2 separate regions of the Homo sapiens genome follow, and region 2 is linked to region 1. A link is a loop called in an ENCODE intact Hi-C map of the cell type or tissue named here. Cell type or tissue: gastrocnemius medialis. All regions are shown on one strand.

Region 1 (2,500 bases):
CGTCCACCCAGGCTCTGGCTGACAAGGGGCCCTCCTGCTGTGCTGGCTCCCGAAGGGGATGGCCCGGACTGGGCCCAGCTGCCCTCTGGTGGATATGGGGCCACCCCAGTCAGGGTGGGGCTGACAGGGTCCATGCTCCCTCCCGCCCTCGGACGTGCAGACTTGAAGAACGCTGGCGGGCGGGCTTGGGGGCCTAGCACCGGCCAGGTCACCAGTGCTACCTTCCTCTGAGTGAATCTGCCGGAGGACTGAGCTGGGGTCCGGGAACGGCTTCCCAGCAGGCCCTGCAGCCTATTCTGCCCCAGGCGTAAGTCATGCTCCCTCCCTGGGAGGACATGGCTGCTGGTGGGGTGCTGGGGCCACATCCAGTCCTCTTGGCTTCTTGAGGTTGGGGTGATGACTGCCCCCAGCACGTGAAACCCATGGGTAGGCGGTGGGGACTGTGTTCCTGCCCTGATGACACCTGCTGTGGGAAGGCACCAGAGCCCCTGCAGGCCCCCACTTCTGCAGAAGCACGGGGGGTGGGGGGTGGGGGGCGTGGGAGAGGCCCACAGAGGCTTGTGCCCCTCTAACCTGTTCCGTGGTGACAGGGCTCTCGCTTGCCTCCCGGGGAGGCATCCTGAGCCCAGTGGCTAGATTCAGGTCGTGGCCCTGCTGTGAGAGGGACCTTTGCGTCCCTGACTGACAGTGGGTGAGCCAGGCCGTGAGAGTCTTTTTCTGTTGGCCGTGGCTGGAGCCTGTGACCTGCAGGCCAGAGAGCGCAGGGCCACCTGCAGTCGCCGACCGGGCCCATTGTCATCTGTGGATCTGGCTGTGCCTCAGTTTCCCACCCATCAACTGGGGCTGGGGCTGTAGCTGAGTGGCGCTTCCTTGGGGGGTGGGAGAGGAGAGGCTGCCATATCCAGAGCACGTCCGCCCTAGGCCCTGGCCCGGCCCGGGGCCCTGCCTCCGCTAATTTGAGAGGATAGAGGAAGTCCCCTGTGGCCTCTCCCCTTCTCAGCTGACCTCACCCATCTGGGGCTGCACAGGAAATGCCCGGGTGTGCTGGGGCCTGACCCTTCTGCAGAGCCGGGGCCCCAGCGCCAGCCGCCCGCCATCTGCTGACCTCTGGCCAGGCTCAACGCCACACTCTCCAAGGCTGACTCAGAGCCCTGGGAAAGGGTCAGGGGCTCCCACCTCCGTGCTGAGCTCATCAGGGAGGGGCTCAGCACCTGGTCACCTCTGTGTCCTCACACCCCAGGCTCTGCCTGGCTGCTGCCTGCCTGGTGGTCAGTGCCTGTCACCCCCACTGTCCCCTCCAGGCCACAGGAAGAGTCTGAGCAGGGAGAACCCTGGTCTCACGGGCTCCCAGGGCCCTGGCACCGAGGGTGTGAGGAGCCTCTCCTGGGACAAAGGCCGAGGGGTTCCGGGGGTCCTTGGCCTCCGTGGCCGTTGGCATGGGGCCCCCCCAACGACCCGCAGCCGGCAGATGGGGCGGCGGCTGCAGTTCCCCCAATGCTCACAGCGCGGCGGTGTTTCCCCGCGGAAGCTGCCCCGGACCAGTGGCCTCTACCCTGCTGCTGCCAGCCTTGGGCGGGGCTCCCTGCACGTGGGACACGCACCCCTCCCACCCTGACAGCCTGTGCGTCCCGCCCTGCGTGGCTTCTCTCCAAAGGCTCTTAAGATTCGAGGAGAGGGGCGGAGAGAGGACCTGGCTTGGTTGGGAAGTGGGGCCTGGGACCCTGGGACCCTGTGCTCCGACCCCACCTGCAAGGCTGCGCCCTCCGCAGGGGGCCGTCCGGGGGGGCCCTGCCCGCGGGTCACTGCCAGGATCCTGCAAGCAGCCAGCGGGCACCGCTGTCACCACATTTCACACTCTGAGGAGCTCTGGGCACAGCCTCCAGGGAAAGCCTGGCTGCCGACTCTGGCCCCCTGACTCCTGAATCCTGCGAGTCACACGGCGGCACGGCCTGCATATCGGGGAGGATGGCAGGCTGGGCTGTCCTGAGGTGACCAGGGAATGCCAGACGCTTTGGGGTGAGGGTTTGCTTGCCGGCTTTGGGGCAGGCCAAGGGATTCTGCAGGGGCAGTAGGTCCCCGCGATCTTCTGGGGAGGGGCCGGCTGCCGAATCTCTGGGATTCAAATGTGGAAAACCCACAGGGGGCATTCCCGTGATGACTGAAAGAAGAAGTGGCAGCGTCACAGCTGAAGGGAGGCTGTCAGAGTGACCAGAGTGGCCAGTCCAGAGGAGACGGGTGGGGCAAAGTCTCCAGGAGGCCAGGAGATGCCTTCAAGAAAAGAAATGGAAAGGAGTGATGACCTGATGCGTGTGAGAACACGGGGACGAGCCTTGCGGCTCCGTGGGAGAGCTTGGGTGAGGACCACCCGTGCCGCGGCGACCTCTGATCGTCACCCAAGCTGTGCCCTCCCATTTCACGGTAAAAGGGGTTTCACCGGGCTCAAGGCTGTCCAGCTAAAGACCACGTCTCCCAGCCTCCTTGCAGACTCTAACTTAGCCTG
Region 2 (2,500 bases), 160 kb after region 1:
GTTACTCAGGCTTTGCAGACGAAGACGCAGGGTCAGTGAGTGAGCGAGCTTTGGGAAAGGCTGTTCTTCAATCTGCATCTTGAAGGTGGCTGGGTGGCGCCTCAGTCGCCTGCCCCGACGTGACTCCCGATCTGGCTGCTTTGTGTCTTTGCTTTCCACCTGGCGGCTGCTGTCCTGGCTGTTGCTGTACCTCAGTGTCCTCGTGGGTCAAGTGGGGACCTGGGTGCTGGCCCTGGGCCTGCGATGGTGAGCTGCTGGTGCACGCTGGGCATGGGGTGAGGGCTCAGAAAGGGAACAGCTCTTGTTATCGTTAGGAGGTTTTCAATCGCATTCTTTGTTCTCCACCTGCATGCCGTGTTGGCACAGTTAAGCCTGGCGGCCCCTTCAGCAGGTGTCCTAACCGTCTACATTTTAAGATGGACAAGTCTAGGCTCATGGAGATTGCAGGACTGAGCTGCGAAGCTTTATTCATGCCCAACACGACAGGTGCCAGGTGCCCAGGGCCTCAGAGGTGGGTTTCCGTTGTTCTTCACACAACCTTGAACTTGTGGCCCATCCCTGGACCTTACAGCACAGGACACACTCTCAGTGTTTGTTAGGAATCTATAATTTTCTGCGGAGTCACGCGTGATATTTGCTGTGGCTTTTGGTATATCTTCCACTCTATCGCACGGGATTTTCTGGTGAAAATGTGCCCTGGGTCCACACAAACGTGCACATTCTACCACAGCCTTTGTCGTTCTGTTTGGCATTTTTCCATTTAATAAAATGAACCTTAGAAAAGTTATAACTACGGCCAGGCGTGGTGGCTCACACCTGTCATCCCAGCACTTCGGGAGGCCGAGGCGAGAGGATCACCTGTGGTCAGGAGTTCCACACCAGCCTGGTCAACTGGTGAAACCCCCCTCTCCACTAAAAATACAAAAATTAGCTGGGCACCATGGTGGGCACCTAGAATCTCAGCTACTTGGGGGGGCTGAGGCAGGAGAATTGCTTGAATTCGGAAGGAGGAGGTTGCAGTGAGCTGAGATTGCACCACTGCACTCCAGCCTGGGGGATACAGTGAGACTCGGTCTCAAAAAAAAAAAAGAAAAGTGTATAACTTTACTTTTTTTTCTTTTTGTGGAGATGGAATCTTGCTATGTTGCCCAGGCTGGTCTCAAACCCCTAGGTTCAAGTGATCCTCCCACTTTGGCCTCCCAAAATGCTGAGACGACAGATGGGAGCAACCTCACCTGGCAAGCGTGCACCTGTTACTTTGGCCGACTCAGAGGCGGCTCTCTGCCTCCCCCTGGTGGCACTGCTCTGCCAGCGCCCCACAGGTCCTCCCGAGTGACCACAGGGCAGAAATGGCCCTCACCCCACGCCCAGGGCCATCCCCCGCGACACTGCTATTATCCTGTTTTACACATGAGGAAGCTGGGGCTCAAAGAGGTTAGGCGACTTAGCCAAGTTCGCCCATTCACTGAGCCAGGGCTATGTGATTCCCGGTCCGTGTCAAACCACGAGGAGTCACCTGCCCTCAGAGGAGCAGGAAGGCCTGTAGAGTTGATGCCATCCAGCCTGGTGACTTTTCAGACAGGGAGACGGCTGCTCAGAGGGGAGAAGGGGGTTGTTGGGCCACTTTGCCAGGAGTCAATACCATGGCCAGCCTGGCATCGGATACTTTGCCAGGAGTTAATGCCACGACTGGCCTGGCATCGAATACTGGAGCTCTTCCCAGCTCCACCCGGGCCCTTTTCTCTTCCCTATCTACAGTCCCCAGGCCACCAAGTCCATGTCCACCACTTAAATCATCACTCAATGCTCAGGACTGTCTCCTGCCTGCTGTGTGTGAACCCCGTGCTGTGCTGGGGTTGTGCCCTCGGGGACTCTCCCGGGTTCTTGGGGACTCTCCTGGGTTCAGCGCCTCTTTCTCCTAGGCCACCCAAGGCTGCCTCCTGGGCCCTGGCTCTCCCTAGCCCCTAGCTCGAACCCTAACCTGGAGAGCCTTTGGGGCCCAAACTGGTTGCATCGCTCCTGGCTGAAAAGCCTCTGGAAGCTTCCTATACTTCCAGACACCACCTGCGGGTCTCTTAGCAAGCCTACAGAGTCCACACTAGCCTACGCCCACTGGCCGCTCACCCCGCAGAAGCCTCATGTGGACTGTTCACTTCAGCCAGAAATGCTCCTTCTCCTCCTGCCTGTCCCCAGCAGACACTGCATGGTGCCCTCTGTATGGGCACCTCTGTGGCCAGCCAGCATCCATGTTCCCCGGAGGCAGAGTCTGGGCTTGTCTGTCTCACGGCCACAGCCCAGCTCCTAGCAGTGCCTGGGGTACAGCAGGGACTCAGCAGACATCTGTGCATGGTTTGGGGATAGAGGACTCGTGAGCTTACCAAGACCCTGCCTCAGCTCAAGGACAGCCAGCAGTTCCTCCTGTGGCCCTGGGGGCCTGCGGTCCCAGGTTACTGTGACATCGACATCAGCCTTGAGCTTTCTGCTTCATTCCTAGTGCTTT

What was found. Hi-C counts contacts between places; a loop is a spot of excess contacts. Peaks named below come from ENCODE experiments on the same cell type or tissue, not always from the same donor. Only the 100,000 strongest peaks of a DNase experiment are listed, where the experiment ranks them.
Region 2: a loop joins it to region 1, with 10 times the contacts of the local background. A loop is called at or near these places in 93 of 110 quality-filtered maps.

The regions. Positions count from the first base shown.
Region 1 is chr9:136,643,662-136,646,161 of GRCh38, reverse strand. LOC105376325 (a long non-coding RNA gene) reads left to right here and starts at 1,686. Exons shown (of 3, transcript XR_930446.4): 1 at 1,686-2,016; 2 at 2,141-2,418. RefSeq lists silencers at 113-162, 1,323-1,452, 1,723-1,772, an enhancer at 1-499 and a cis regulatory region at 1-1,839. In gastrocnemius medialis, CTCF peaks have their summits at 77 (motif pointing left), 1,294 (motif pointing left) and 1,498; DNase peaks (open chromatin) are centred at 1,031 and 1,581; H3K4me3 peaks cover 2,178 bases; H3K27ac peaks cover 2,500 bases.
Region 2 is chr9:136,487,604-136,490,103 of GRCh38, reverse strand. No RefSeq gene overlaps it. Among named protein-coding and RNA genes, the nearest start is that of C9orf163, 5.4 kb to the right of the region's middle. RefSeq lists a silencer at 1,194-1,243. In gastrocnemius medialis, a CTCF peak has its summit at 1,291 (motif pointing left); a DNase peak (open chromatin) is centred at 1,292.